Linked DNA regions of Homo sapiens: region 2 is linked to region 1. Evidence: read pairs that join two places in POLR2A ChIA-PET (ENCODE). Cell type or tissue: CD4-positive, alpha-beta T cell. All regions are shown on one strand.

Region 1 (8,000 bases):
ATGTTAAATACGTTCACAAATCAAAAAAAATCCTTTGTCAGACTATCCTCGTTTGAAAAATATAGCGGCTGTACAAATGGTCTCACCCCCAAAACCCAGCTTTCAGCCAAAAGAGGGCACTAACTTGAAGCCAAGCATGGGAGTTACACAAGGCTCTGTCTCCCAAGAGAACCAAGAGAGCCACAAAAGCAACACGTACTAACTGGGTAGTTTACAAAAAACCGTGAGGCATAACCAAGGGAGAGATAGCAGCTAAAGGCTGAGACTTTTCACCATTAAAGGGAAACGGCAAAGGTGCAGGAGAAGAGGGAGAGTCACATTCATCAAGCCATGCAAGCTGCCTGAGCAGTTTACAGTGCACACACTGTCACATCTAACGTGACAACACCCCTGGAAGAGAAATTAACCCCTTTTCACAGATGAGGAGGCTAAGGAGGGTGCAGCCAGCTGCCCAGGCCCCTTGCCTGGTCCTCGGGGGAGCTCAGGGCTTCCTGGGGCTTACTCTCTTTCCTGTACCACTCCAGCTCCACACAACACGCTGCCCCCACAGTACGGCAATCCTTCTCGGCAAACAGGCCCTCCACAAGGCACCCGAACTACCACACAGGAACCACACAGTCTGATCAACACTATTTGAAATGCCCAATGTCTGTAGCAGAAGCTTGACTGAAAAAAGAACAAAAGAAATAGAAACTTGATCACATACCTCAGTGTCATCTACTTCATTTTCCTCAGAAAGATTGGGTATTTCAATCAATCCCTTGTGCTTCACTCCAGATTCTTTAACGATGCCTAAAATGAGCAAAATGGGTTCTTCAATTATAATACAAAGTAACAACTGGGCCAGGCACTGTGGCACATGCCTATAATCTCAGCACTTTGAAAGGCTGTGGTGAGGATGGATTGAGCCCAGGAGTTTAAAGACCATCCTGGGCAACAGGGAGACACTGTCTCTACAAAATAAAATTATCTGGGCATGGTGGCGCACACCTGTGGTCCCAGTTACTTGGAAGGCTGAGGTGGGAGGATTGCTGGGAGGTCAAGGCTGCAGTGAGCCTTGTCTCAAAAAAGAAAAAAAAATTGATTTTATGAAAAACTGCCCTACCTCACTGAATAGCTCAGCTGCCCTCACAGGGTTCCACCACTCCAGGGCCCCCTGAGCAGCCACGGAAGAAAGGTCAGGCAGGCCATGGCCAAGGAGAGGGCATGAGGAGTCAGCAGTCCGCCGTCCTGAGAGGAGTGTGGGGCAAGTGCACCCATATTCCTCTTCTTGTCCCAGGGTACTCTTTGCCTGGGCAAAGCAGGACAAAGGAGTACCCTGAAGGGGAGAAGCAGTCACAAAAGCGATGGAAGGACAGAAAGGGACAGTACGTTCTGACCACGGAGGGGAGGGAGGCTCTGGCTTGAGGGCATTGTGTGGGGGATACCAGGCAGGTAGACTTCTCTCAGGACTAGAGTGTTGCCTCCTCCCCAGTGGGTCCCAGTTGCCACCCTAGAGACTCGCTGCTGGAGGAGAGCAGCTGGGAGGTGTTAGGACAAGCCCTAACAACCCGTCCTCTGGCTGCTGCCTGGCAGTGGCTGGGTCTTATCCTTGCAAAGGAGCCAAGAGAGATGGAAAAGACACAAGGCCCACAAGGTTCCTCAGGCCTTAGGGCTCGGTGCTGGGGTAGTGGGCAGGGAGCCAGACTGCTATGATCCAGACAGCAGCAGACACAGGGGGCTGCAAGAGAGGCAAACTCCCAGCCAGAGGAGTTCTGAGCCTGTTCTGAGGCGAAGGGGGAAGGGCTGAACACCCTCGTCTGTGAGAAAGGCAGCCAGCAGGGCAGAGGCTCGAGGCCAACTCACTGGACTGCTCTGGGGCACACACTCCAGATAGGAGCTGACTCCTGGGCTGAGGCTCAAACCCTAGCTCCTCCTCTTCCCTTCCCTGCATCTCCACAGACTTGGCTCCCTCAACAAGGACTGAGTGCGCACACGCTGTCTGCTCAGCCAGGATCGAGGCACCATTGGAGAACTGAACCCACAGACCCCAAAAGTGGACACACCCAAAATGCCCGGCAACTGATAAATGGAGAAACAGAATGCAGTATATGCACCCGTGGAATATTCATCAGCTATAAAAAAGAATAAAGTGCTGCTACCTGACACAACACAGATGACCGTTGAACACATTATGAAGTAAAAGAAGGCAGACACCAAAAAACACATCCTACATGATTCATCTATGTGAAATGTTCAGAGGCCAATCCAGAGAAAACGGGTGAGCAGACACCAGGGACTGGGGAAGAGGAGGGCAACAAGAGTGACTGCTCATGGGTCCAGGGTTTTGTTTTGGGGTGGTGAAATGTTCCTAAATTGATTGTAGTGATGGCTGCACAACTCTGTGACTATACCGAAAACCAATAAATTATACACACTAAATGAGTGAATTATGTCTCAAAAAAGCCGTTTTTAAAAGAAATCCCTACCCTACTGAATGACAGAAAGAGGGAGCAGGACAGTAAGCAAAATAGTTTTGTAAAGCAAGTTTCAGTGCCTTGGGGAAAAATAAAGTAGGGAAGAAAGATGGCACAAGGCAGGAGTCTCCAAGGATGCACAGAGATGGCTTTACTCAGGACAAAGACCTGAAGGAGGCAGGCAGCTACCTGGGGGAAGAGTGCTCCAGGCAGCAATGCCGGGAGACTCCTGTTCACAAGGGCCTGGTAGAAGAGGGCCCAGCTGACAGCAATGAGCTCTAAGCAGCTGCGAGTGCTGCGAGAAGGGAAATCCCCATCCTTCTTGGCCCATGGAACTCAAGTGTGGCCAGAGTGTCAGGATCTACCAACGCTGATTCAGGAGCCAGTCAGTGTGCCAGGCCCATAGCAGGGGCTGTAAAAACATTCGCTGAATGATGAACGCACTTTGTCCCCAGCCCCACTAGTACCCTGAGGCCCCTGTTACCTTTCCAGCCCAGTTTGATGTTCCACTCATAGAAGAAAATCAGCTTTCCTTTGCGGCTGCTGCACGAAGCCTCCCCTTCCACCTGCTTCAACTCGTTGATCTCGCCGCGGCCAGCGTCATTCTCCACAACGATGCCCACCAGGAGCTCCTGGAACTTCCCTTTGGACAAGCTGGTGGCATCCCGCTCTGTCCTGCCAGGGACCAGAAAGTCGTGAATGGAAGCCCCAGCTGGGATCCACCTGCCTGGGTGCCAGGGTCACGTCCAAGCCCAGCCCAGATCGGCCCAAGTCCTCTCAAGCAGCCTCGAAACCTGCCAACCTCCAATGTGCTCCTCAAACCTGCTTTCTATCAAATTCTTTTCATCCTGCTCAGTTCTTTAAGATATTATTGTCCACTATGCAAGTAGTATTCTGTCTTAAAAACACTGGCTTATTTAAGGGAGGAGGATCTAGCTAGCTCGCCCACTGGAAATAGGCAAAGCCTAGGCCACAGGGAAAGTAGCAGTAGTGAACTAATCAGAATCATGACAATACCAGCTATCAAGTGTCTTCGCATATACATCGTCTAATGTAATCTTCCCAGGCAATATTCTCACTTTAGGGGACAGAAACGAGCTGAGAGAAATGACATGTCCATCGGGCCAAGGCTAGGACACTAGAAAGTCAGATCTAGCTCACGCCTGTAATCCCAGCACTTTAGTAGGCCCAGGCGGGCGGATCACGAGATCTGGAGTTCGAGAGCAGCCTGACCAACATGGTGAAACCCTGTCTCTACTAAAAATACAAACATCAGACGGACGTAGTGGCACGCATCTGTAGTCCCAGCTACTCATGAGGCTGAAGCAGGAGACTCGCTTGAACTCTGGAAGCTGAGGTTGCAGCGAGCCAAGATTGCCCATGCCCTCAGAGCTCCTCCGGACCAGCCAAGTCATGCTCCTCTGGGGACCGGCCTCAGCATCCCCTCGACGGCCTGGAGGGACCACAGCCCCGGCCAGAGGCGCAGGGCAGAGGACATCCCTTCCGGAGGTTCTGCGGCGGAGGGCTGCCGACCTCTCCCCACGCGCCAGGTGAGGCGCGTAAAGGAAGGGGAGCTTGTCTCACTCACAGAGGGCCCGGCTCGCGGGAGGCGCCTGCGGGGTGGGCGCGAACTGAGATCCAAATTTCTGCCCTTTCCACTACGTTCCATACCCCCGCCCCTAACACAGTCTCTCAATCCAGCTCCCTTCTAACTCCCCGAAACATCCAGAGGGGTGGGCGGGAGGAGAAGGGAAGGCCCTCAGGCCACAGACGGTGGGAGTGGAAAGGTCTGTCGGAAGTCACTCTTGGGGCCCAACCCAACTTTCAAAAAGAGGCAGCTGCAACCCTCCTAGCCGGTCTCCGTACTCAAGGACTCTCCCGAGCCGAGAGGCGAAGGCCGAGCCCTGCGTCCAGCAGCTGAGGGGGGGCGGCCCCCTGACCCCCTGGCCCCGCGGCCCCGCACAGACCCCAGGGCAGCCCCGGCTCCCGCGGCCCGGCCCTCCCCAGATCCCGGAAGGAGGCCGCCGCCAGCCGCGCCAGCGCCAGTTGTTCACGTTGGTCCCGTCCTCCCGCTCCTCCACGATCCAGTGGGGGTTCCCCTGGCCCCACTTGGCCATGGCGGCGTGGACTGGGCGGAAAACAAGGAAAGGCCGCGGCGCCTAAGGCTCCGAAGCCAGCGTTTCCGGCCGCCGAGCCCCGGGGCGGCGCGTTCGCAGCTCCCAGAAACTGCCAGAAGGCCCCGCCCCCGGCCCCGCCCCGCCCTGCCGCGGCGCGCCCGGGAGCCCCAGCCGGGATCTGGGAGGCGGGTCGCGCGGGGACGCGGGGACGCGGGGACGCGCGGGCGGGGAGGGGCTGGGGCCGCCGGGGTTCCGCTGCGCGTCTCCTAACGCTAGGGCGGGACGGGGCTGTCTGGGCCGCCTGCGAAGGGCGGAGGGCGCTGCAAGTCCCGCGGTGCTGGCGGGCTCGTGATTCCCGGCGCCGGGAAGCAGGGCGCTGAGTAGCGGGTGCCTGAGAGTCCAACCGGCAGTGTAGACGCGACACCGCCGTCAGGTGGCCTCGGCAGGCTCCCTATAGCTCTCGAGGACACGACCTCGAACGCCCAGGTCGCTGTAAGACCGGCCTTTGGGGCCACAGCGCGCACACGTCACACCGTTTGCGGATTTCGCCTAAGAGCGAGTCCGCGCCCAGTTGCCGCGCTGCGGTTTTTTCCGCGACGCAGTCTCTCGCCCTCCCCCCTTCCCGGCACCTTTCCAACTAGTCCCATGTTACTGCGGGAGTATTTCCATTTTATTCACGTAATAATCCTTTAGAGAGAACGAAAGAATGTGATTGCAAACGCATGTTACTGCAAACTGATGCACTTTATCATGGAGTATTAATGATTCCTTTCACGAATTTTCGGCTTCTAGCTAAAACTTTGCACGAACTATTTGGACAATGTTACTGGGGTGTTCTCTGCTAACTACATGGGTAGTTAGCACAGAAATGGGTAGAACAGTGAAAAGGTGGAAGCATCTGACTGTTCTCTTCCCCTGTGCCGACCTGTCCTTTGCCTGCGGTCATCCACGAAATACACTCACGAGTGGAGACATTTTCTCCATTTGCCTACCGGAGCTACCACCTTCCAACATTATCTTCCAGAAAGCTACAACAGTCATGTAAACACACTGCTTAAAGGCGTTTTGACCTCAAAACAAAAAGACGTTTTGATTTCACCTTTCACACTTCACTAAAGCAGCTATAACAGAGTCACATGAAGGAGCAGCGTGGTGGGGTTGCCTGATCTTAAGAAGCCTCATTTCCGCTGCTAAGGAGCTTGCACTTGGCCATACAGGCAATGGGCAACCACTGAGGCAACCTAAATGGAGAAATGACACGATCAGATGTGTTCTAGAACAATCAGTCTTGGCCGGGCGCGGTGGCTCACGCCTGTAATCCCAACACTTTGGGAGGCCGAGGCGGGCGCATCACGAGGTCAGGAGATCGAGACTATCATGGCTAACACGGTGAAACCCCGTCTCTACTAAAAATACAAAAAAAAAAACTAGCTGGGCGTGGTGGCGGGCGCTTGTAGTCCCAGCTACTCGGGAGGCTGAGGCAGGAGAATGGCGTGAACCCGGGAGGCGGAGCTTCCATTGAGCCGAGATCACGCCACTGCGCTCCAGCCTGGGCCACAGAGGGAGACTCCGTCTCAAAAAAAAAAAAAAAAAATCATTCTTACGGACTTTTGGACAATGGACCAGGGTAAGATGGAAACTGGAAGGAGGGGGACTTCTCAGGGTGGAGAAGGGGTGACAAATATTCAGGGATGAGAGGTGTTCAGAAGTGGAATGTAAATGCGTCAGACACTGGGGTGCAGCAGAGAAATACGTTTTGTTCAGCAACTGGGACTTGCAGGTTGGTTAGTAGCCGCACCCTCAGAGGCTAGAATGGAAAGAGGCTGGAATGAGGCTTGGGCTATAACTCTGGGAAAAATCAGCAGGTAAGAGGTAGGCAGGGAAGAGGGGGCCTGCAAAGAGCGACTAAGGAGGAGGAAGGCAACCACAAAGGCATTTAATCAGGGAGCCAGGGTGCACGGTAGAAGCAGTGGCCGTCATCAAGTGTGGAAAAGTATGAGTCGGATGATAAAGGTATATAAAGATATGTATTGGGTGTAACAACACAGAAGGTACTTGAGCCTTTTGCAGAGAGCAGTTTCAGTGAACGATGGGGCAGAAGCTGGGTCACGGGTAACGGGTGAATGGGAGGTGAGAGGGTGGAGACTGTGCTTTCAGAATGTTGGGCAAGGACAGGTAAGACAATTGGACAGTAATGAGATAGGTACATGGATGAAGGGAGTTTTTGCCTTTTCCCTTTAAATGCTTATGTCTGCTGGTGGGGATCAGCTGGCGACAAGAGGGACAAGTGGTTCAGCCAAGTCCCAGAAGCCATGGGAGGAGATGAGTCCAAAGGGTCAGCCTGCAATAGGAAGACGCAAAATAATGTTGGAACGTGGTAGCTCCGGTAGGCAAATGGAGAAAATACCTCCACTCGTGAGCGTATTTTGTGGATGACTGCAGGCAAAGGACAGGTTGGCACAGGGGAAGAGAACAGCCAGCTGCTTCCACCCTTTCACTGTCCTACCCATTTCTCTACTAAGATGAGAAAGATCAGAATGGATGTTTCTCTACCTGTCTTGGTTTTGACTGGTTTGATGTGGGAGAGGATGCAAGGGAGGTGGCAAGTTGGACAACTTCAGGTGGCAGCTTACCTGCAGCAAAGTGAGGGTGACAACACTGACAGGCTTTGGGGGAAGAAATGCAAAATCCTCTCAAGTATGTCCTTTCTCCCATAACCAACCTGTGCTGGGGTAGATCCAGATTATTTTCACCTTTTCTAAACAACTCCACCACACTTTCTCTGTCTCGAGAGAAAGGGGTTGAAAAATGTACATATCCAGGATTGCCATTTTTTTGTTTTTTTTGTGACAGAGTCTCACTCTGTTGCCCAGGCTGGAGTGCAGTGGCATGATCTCAGCTCACTGCAACCTCCGCCTCCCAGGTTCAAGCAATTCCCCTTCCTCAGCTTCCCAAGTAGCTGGAATTACAGGCGTGTGCCACCACACCTAATTTTTGTATTTTTAGTAGAGACAGGGTTTCACCATATCGGCCAGGCTGGTCTTGAATTCCTGAACTCAGATGATCCACCCGCCTTGGCCTCCCAAAGTGCTGGGATTATAGGCGTGAGCCACCGCACCCAGCCCAGGATTGACTCTTATTAGCAATGCACTAGAGAATCAGGAGTTGGATGCCAGTTTCACATCACAGTAGACCCATGAGCTGCTAAGGGTCTGCTTTTGAGGAAGTCACTATTCCATTTTCTTTTTATAATTTTGGTGCCTATCCCTTAGTTTGATTTAATTCCTTTAATATTTGTTGAGCTACCAGCATGCAAATGTCCCAAGCACACTGCCACCATAGCACATAGCACTGTGTGTAGCCTTTGCTCTCAAGCTTTGTTATCTTCACTGGCCTGCTCAACTTGAGGGCAAACACGCTTCCTCCT
Region 2 (8,000 bases), 360 kb after region 1:
TCCACTTATAACCTGTAAGCCCTCCACGTCAAGATATCCCGCCTTTTTGGGTCATACCAATATATACCTTCCATGTATTGATTTATGTGTTTGCCTGTAACTCTTGCCTCTCTAAAATGTATAAAAGCAAACTAATCTGACTGCCTTTGGCACACTTTTTTTTTTTTTTTTTTTTTTTGAGACAGAGTCTTGCTCTGTTGCCCAGGCTGGAGTGCAGTGGCGTGATCTCAGCTCACTGCAACCTCTGCCTCCCGGGTTCACGTCATTCTCCTGCCTCAGCCTCCTGAGTAGCTGGGATTACAGATGCCTGCCACCATGCCCGGCTAATTTTTTGTATTTTTAGTAGAGACGGGGTTTCACCATGTTGGCCAGGCTGGTCTGAAACTCCTGACCTCAGGTGATCTGCCTGCCTCAGCCTTTCAAAGTGCTGGGGTTACAGGCGTGAGCCACCTTGCCCGGCCACCTTTGGCATACTTTCTTGGGACCTCTTGAGGCTGTGTTTCCCCAGGCCATGGTCATTCACATTGGCTCAGAATAAACCTCTTTAAAATATTGTACACAGTTTGTTTTTTTCCATTAACAGAGTGTAGCTCCAGGATAACCTGCATCAGAATCCCTGGAGCCATGGGTAAGATTTAGCGTCTCAGCCCATAGAGCAGGTCCTTGGATGAGACCCTGAAATATGCATCTTACCCAGGAACCCCTGTCTGAATGTTTTGAAGGAATTTTCAAGGATCTGTTTAAAATTTTAAGGTACAATTTACATAGAGCTAAGTACACAAATCTTAAGTGTATTATAGCTAGAATTTTTATATAAGGGTACAGATTTTAACCTAATTACACATTTGTGGAATAACCATTCAAATCAAGATAGGGAAGAAAAATTTCCCTCTAAGTCTTCCCTGAGGTACATACTATGCTGACTGTCACCGTGGGCTAGTTTTTGTTGTTCTTGAACTTCATAGATCATACAGCACATACTCTTTTGCATCTGTTTCCTTTTACTTATACTATGCTTTTGCAATTTGTCCATGTTGTATGTGTAGCAGTAGTTAGTTCCTTTTTACTGCTGGTAAAATTGCATTGTATGAATATAGCCCCATTTACTTATATATTGATTGTCTTGTTGAAGTTCATTTCGATTGTTTCCAGTTTGTGGTTATTATGAATAAAGCTGCTGCGAGCATTCTTGTAATAGTCTTTTGGCTGTCTTGGGGACTTGAGGTTTTCTTGGGCAACTACCTAGGAGTGAAACTGCATCAGGCTTAAGGTTTGACAGAGAGGTAGGTGAGGGCTTATATATAACCATGAACAAGTAATGCATGTTGGGCAGGAACATCAACAGCTGCCACCCCAAAGGAAGAGAAGGCCTGGTGGGGCACTCAGTGGCTGAGCCTAGCTCATGGACTTCCAAAAGGTGATATTGAGGCTGGGCACGGTGGCTCACGCCTGTAATCTCAGCACTTTGGGAGGTCGAGGTGGGAGGATCATGAGGTCAGGAGTTTGAGACCAGCCTGGCCAGCATGGCAAAACCCTGTCTCTACTAAAAATACAAAAATTAGCTGGGTATGACGGTGTGTGCCTGTAGTCCCAGCTACTTGGGAGGCTGAAGCATGAGCATCGCTTGAACCTGGAAGGTGGAGGTTGCAGTGAGCCAAGATTGTGCCACTGCACTCCAGCCTGGGCGAAGAGCGAGACTCCATCTCAAAAACCCCAAAAATCAAAAGGTGATATTGCCCCCAAGGGGCTGAAAATTGTTTACTGAGAGGGATGTGTATGTGGAAAAAAATCTTAGACATTACAATGGTTTGTGGCCTTTAGATATGCTGACATACAGTAATGTCATGGGGAGAGGAGCGATAAGAAAAAAAATATCTTCCAAGGCTCCTGAGGGGGTGAAAATGAAAAAAGCTTGAGAAACATCAGTCTAGATAAGTCTGGACTTTCTCATATCTCCAAAGCAGAACCTGCAAGGGTGATCTCACTCTTTGGTCAAGGAGAGTAAATTGGGAATAATAAGCCTCACAACGCAGAGATGCCCAGGGAAAACCAAACAGCTAGGCCAGGTGTAGTAGCTGCCGTCTAACATCCCAGCACTTTGGGAGGCCAAGGCAGGTGGATAGCTTGAGCCCAGGAGTTCAAGACCAGCCTGGGCAACATGGGGAAACCCCATCTCTATAAAAAATACAAAAATTAGCCAGAAGTGGTGGTACATACCTGTAGCCCTAGCTACTAGGAAAGCTGAGGTGGGAGGATCACTTGAGCCTGGGAGGTTGAGGCTGCAGAGAGCCAGGATCGTGATGTGGACAGGAGACAAGGAAGTACTGGGTAGAACAGGGTGGTTCCCCGGCAAAGACCTCACCCTCAAGCCTGAAGACCTGTGGCCCTAAACGAGGACAGGCATTCCTGTTTTCACGCCCCAAAAGTTGCCTTTTGGCCTGCCATGGCCCCTATCCTGTACCATCCTGTACCCATATAAACACCAAACCCCAGGCTCCAGAAGCAGACAAGCAGGTGAAAAGATGAGAAGACAAGCAGATGCAGGGTGGAATGGAGGGCGCGGCAGAGAAAGACAGAAGAGGAGAAACATCTGAACGCCGAGAGGAGTTGGGCTGTTGGTGGTGGGAGAGGAGTTCAGCTCTGGACGGCCCGGCTCCAGGGGAAGACTGTCTTCCCACTCCATCCCCTGCTTCTGTCTCTCTATCCATCCCCGCTGAGAGCCACCTCCACTACTCAGTGAAATTCTCACATTTATCCTTCAAGTTCGTGTGTGACTGGTTTTTCTGGGATGCTGGACAAGAGCTTAGGATACAGAAAGCTGTCACATTGGCCCTCTGCCCTTGCGGAAAGGCAGAGGGTCCACGGAGCTGGTTAACACTTGAGCCGTCCATGGACCGCAAGGCTAAAGGGGCACATTGTAACACACGCCCACTTGGGCCCCTGCACCTGTCCATCTGCGTGCTCCCCCTCCCTTAAGGGCTTTGAGCAACGGTGGCGGTGGCGACCCAACAGGTGAGCCACACCCCTGTTGTGCATCCTGCGGGGGGATCAGGGAACTCTACCATTTCGGTCATGCCACTGCACTCCAGCCTGGGTGACAGAACGACACCCTGTCTCCAAAATAAATAAATAAAACAAAAACTAAAACTAAAACTCCCAAATCGCTAAATTCTTGTGTGCATGTCGGGTAGGGTAGGGGCTTGTAGGGACAAGGACACAATGGCGCCCTGAAAGGACAGGTAAGTAACCACAGTCTAGATAGATCCTGCTCTAGTCGGCACAGGGACCACCTGACATAGAAGAGGAAAAGTTTCTTGGGTTCACACCTTTCGTTGAGGGAGGAAGTGATGAATGTCTCCGTAGGCCCTGCTGGGCGTCACTGAAGATCAGATCCGGCGTGGAGGAAGCTCGGGAACCACAACACAGCCGCCACACTCGAGGCTTACTCGGCACCTCTCACCCATTGTTCTCCTTTAACTCATGCATGATGTTTCCGCCCTCAGCAGGTCTTCCCTTGTGAGCGAATGGAAAGAAAGTAAAAAATCTGGAAAGAATGAATGCACCAAAGAGAGAGCAAAAACCATGAATCAAGCCAGAGGGAGACACACTCAGCCCACAGACACCAGGAAGGAAGGGAGGCTTTGAGAGAAGGCTTGCAGCTCTCCTTCACCCCTGTTCTCTGTAAGCCAGGTGTCTGGTGGGCCGCTCACTGCATCTGAGGGGTATGTGGCCAGCTGTGAGAAGGACCACAGGGGCAGTGCACCCCACCAGGCCAGGCACTGCCTTCAGCCCTGGATGATACATACCGGCAGTGTAGGACGGTGGTGGAACCCACTCATAACCAGTGTGGCCTGAGCAGGTTACAGACCCATCCATTCTTTAGCTTTCTGTGCTTTGGTCTCCTCATCTGCAGAACAGGGCTGGGAATAATGGTCTCTTCCTCACTGTGGTGTTACGAGGATTCAATTGGTGAATATATGTTAAGTACTCAGAACAGATCTTGGGACATAGTCTCGCTATGTGGGCACTGGCTTTCTTTTTTTTTTTTTTGAGACAGGGTCTCGCTCTGTTGCTCAGGCTGGAGTACAGTGGCAAGATCATGGCTCACTGCAGCCTTGAACTCCTGGGCTCAAGGGATCCTCCCCACTCAGCTTCCCAAATAGCTAGGACCATGGGTGTGCTACTATCCTTGGCTAATTTTAAATATATATTTTGTAGAGATGGGGTCTTGCTACATCGCCCAGCCTGGTCTTGAATTCCTGGCCTCAAGTGATTCTCCCACCTTGGCCTCCCAAAGCATTGGAATTACAGATGTGAGCCACCACACCCCACCAAGGACTGGCTTTTATTATTACAAAAAACAAGTGATACCGGCCCTCAAGTTGCTCCCACACTAGGGAGGGTACCACCTTTCCATTTCTTATTCAACTGAAAAGGCTGACAGGAAAGAATGACTTTAATAATACTTTTGCCTGTTCTTATCTAGACTTCAGGCAGGGATACTGCTGCCCCCTTGGGGTTGTCATTTCTTGACTGACTCACTTTCCCCTTCTTTCCCCCTCAGCAGCCAGGCTCCCAAAGGGGATGATCACTGACTTTGGGGTGGGGGTGGGATATGTAGCCAAGAGGAAATGTTGATCGAACCCCTGATGACTCATGAGTCACTCTACGTTGGACTCCACAGGGTGAGGTCACAGTACAGACAGGGAGCCCAAGCTCAGGGTCTGAAATGGAGCTTGGCCAAGAAATGGAGCTGTTTTCACACAAGGGATGCTTCAGAGCCGTGGCGGTAACTGTGGACCCTGCACATCACATTCTCTTCCTTCCCATGTTAGTTTGTTAAGAGGGATATGATGAGCTGGGGTCACGAAAACACAGGTACGATTGATTCCTCTGCTTGTTGGTGTGGCTTTCAGGGGCCCAGCTTATTTGTTCTGTGTCCACCTACCCATAGATCCTTCAACCTCCTTGGGAAGCCATCGAATGAATTATTCTGAGCATCACGGGTTGCATTATCCAGGAAACAGTTTCCACGACGGCAGTTTGTGCACAGAAAGTTTATTGGGGAATGCTGTCAAGATTAACACCTGTGTGGGGAGAGCAGGAAGCCAGATGAATAGAGGAAGAAGCTGAACTTTAATGCTGTGGAAACAATGGCTTCCACCAATGCCACAAGGAGCTCTGGAGCAAGGATGGCCCTTTGAAATTGGAGCATAGGGCAGGTTGCTACCCTTGTATTGACCATGGGATACAGCCCCTGCTCTAGAAAGTAGTAATGGCCTTGAGTGAGGCAGCTTCTCCTCAGCCCAGGGCAAACCCTGGAAAAGATGCAGCTGCAAGCTCCAGCTGCCAACACTCCTGGGAGCTGGCATTATCAACACCTCTACTGCAGCCCAGCATCCACCACACTGGGCATAGGCTTTAGACCTTTCTTACTTTTACCAAGTGTGTTTGTTTGTTTGTTTGTTTGTTTTGACAGTCTCACTCTGTTTCCCAGGCTGGAGTGCAGTGGTGTGATCTAGGCTCGCCGCAACCTCTGCCTCCAGGTTCAAGTGATTCTCCTGCCTCAGCCTCCAGAGTAGCTGGGATTACAGACATGAACCACCACGCCCGGCTAATTTTTTGCATTTTTAGTCAAGACAGGTTTCACCATGTTGGCCAGGCTGGTCTCAAACTCCTGACCTCAGGTGACCCGCCCATCTTGGCCTCCCAAAGTGCTGGGATTACAGGTGTGAACCACCGCACCCAGCCACTGCCACGAGTTTAAATCGTTTGCATTCTCTACGATCTTTAAGTATGATAGTTAGGGACACAGGTTTTGAAGTCTGACAGACTTGTGTTCACATCCCATTCCTGCCATTCATTTGACAATATTTATGGAGTATCTCTCTATTTCAGGTGCTGTTCAAGGCACTGAGGGTACAGCAGGGAATAAAAGAGGTAAAAGCCCTGCCTCTGGGGCTGATGTTCCATGAGTGACAGGAGGACACAGATGATTAAAAGAGAAACATGGAATACATGATGATTAGTGCCATGTGATAATATATACTTATTACACTTAAAAAATTAAGTGGGGCATGTGGGGGCGGGGCCAGGGGGGAGGAGGGAACTCAGGAAAGGCTTCCCTGAGAGGTGTGGCCATGGAGAGATCAGGGAAGCTGGATTGGGGGTTGGGGGAAACTGTGCAAAGACCCTGGGAAGAAGGTGTGCTGGGGGTGTACAAGGCACGCAAGGAGGAAGAGAAAATGGGTAGAGAACAGGGTTTCAGAAGTAGATAAAATCAGAGAGGTTTATATGAAATATCCAGAATGGGCAAATCTATAGGCACAGAAAGCAAGTTGCTTAGGGCTACAGGAGTAGGCACAATGGGGAGAGGTGACTTTGGGGTGCAAGTTTCTTCTTGAAATAATGAAAATAACCTGAAAGGCACTGAGATGACAACAGCTGCACAGCTCTGTGAATATATGGAAAGTTATACAATGGTTTTTTCAATGTACGCTTTAAATGAGTGAACTGTGTGGTGTGTGAATTGTATCTTAATAAAGCTATTTATTGTGTGTGGGTTTTTTTTTTTTTTTTAATGGAGTCTCGCTCTGTCGCCCAGGCTGGAGTGCAATGGTGCGATCTCAGCTCACTGCAACCTTTGCCTCCCAGGTTTAAGAGCTTCTCCTGCCTCAGCCTCCTGAGTAGCTGTGATTACAGGCACCTGCCACCATGCCCGGCTAAATTTTTTTTGTATTTTTAGTAGAGACGGGTTATCACCATGTTGGCCAGGCTGCTTTTGAATTCCTGACTTCAAGTGATCTGCCTGCCTCGGCCTCCTAAAGTGCTAGGATTACAGGTGTGAGCCACTGCGCCTGGCCAATAAAGCTATTTAAAGAATCAGAGTAGTGACTGACACGGGACTGTACCATGCAGAGCCTGGTGGTCCACGGTCAGGATTTGCACTTTGACTCAGATGGGACACTACCAGTTGGTTTTAACCAGAAGAGTGAAATGATAAGATTTACATTAAAAAAGAATCCCAGGCTGGGCACAGTGGTTCACGCCTGTAATCCCAGCACTTTGGGAGGCCAAGGCAGGTGGATCATGAGATCGAGAGATCGAGACCATCCTGGCCAACATGGTGAAAACCCGTCACTACCAAAAACACGAAAATTAGCTGGGTGTGGTGGCGCACCCCTGTAGTCCCAGCTACTAGAGAGGCTGAGGCAGGAGAATTGCTTGAACCCCGGAGGTGGAGGTTGCAGTGAGCCGAGATCGTGCCACTACACTCTAGCCTGGCAACAGAGCGAGATTCCATCCCAAAAACAAACAAACAAACAAACAAAAAAAGAATCCCCGCTGAGACATGGTGGCTCACACCTGTAATCCCAGCACTTTGGGAGTCCGAGGGGGAGGATTGCTTGAGCCCGGGAGTTTGAGACCAGCCCAGGCAACTATTGCAAGACCCCATATCTATTTCAAAAATTAAAATAAATAACAAAAAAAAAGAAAAAGAAAAGACTCCCTCTGCTGCTGTGTTGAGAATTGGCTGAAGGGGGACACTCGTGGATGCAGGGAGAGGAGCAAGGAGCTTAATGCAAGAATCCAGGTAAGAGGTGATGGTGGCTTCCAACCAGGTGCTGGAAGCAGGGGCGCAAGTGGTTGAAGGTAGACATGCTTCAATATCAGAGCTGGCAGCAAGTGCCCCGAGTATGGCTGGCTGTGGGTGTGTGAGAGAGAGGAGCTGAGGTTTCTTGGTTCTAGCTGGTTCTGGAGTGGAGCTGCCATTTACTAGGATGGAGACAGCTGTGGAAGCAACACATTTGGGGTTGGAATCAGGAGTTTCTGTATGATGTGTGAAGTCTGAGAGGCCTGTGAGAGAGACCTCCTAGGCAGTTGGGAATTGTGTCCAGAATTCAACATGGGAGCAGTCTGCGCAGGAGACTGTGCAGGAATCTGGGAGCCATCAGCATATCATGGAATTTATTCTTAAGACGGGATCAGACCCTCAGGAG

Evidence for each region. ChIA-PET counts read pairs that join two places held together with the same protein. Peaks named below come from ENCODE experiments on the same cell type or tissue, not always from the same donor. Only the 100,000 strongest peaks of a DNase experiment are listed, where the experiment ranks them.
Region 2: POLR2A ChIA-PET joins it to region 1 with 10 read pairs; 3 of 35 experiments call an interaction of 5 or more read pairs at or near these places.

Annotation. Positions count from the first base shown.
Region 1 is chr2:61,174,112-61,182,111 of GRCh38, reverse strand. It overlaps C2orf74-AS1 (C2orf74 antisense RNA 1), which reads left to right and starts at 3,827. Exons shown (of 2, transcript NR_183879.1): 1 at 3,827-4,006. It also overlaps the pseudogene AHSA2P. RefSeq lists an enhancer at 1,042-1,620 and a silencer at 4,372-4,921. In CD4-positive, alpha-beta T cell, no CTCF peak of the experiment used is centred here; DNase peaks (open chromatin) are centred at 2,761, 4,091, 4,791 and 5,711; H3K4me3 peaks cover 2,819 bases; H3K27ac peaks cover 2,864 bases.
Region 2 is chr2:60,815,098-60,823,097 of GRCh38, reverse strand. No RefSeq gene overlaps it. Among named protein-coding and RNA genes, the nearest start is that of REL-DT, 62 kb to the left of the region's middle. RefSeq lists a silencer at 3,393-3,442. In CD4-positive, alpha-beta T cell, no CTCF peak of the experiment used is centred here; DNase peaks (open chromatin) are centred at 3,377 and 4,587; H3K4me3 peaks cover 326 bases; H3K27ac peaks cover 1,349 bases.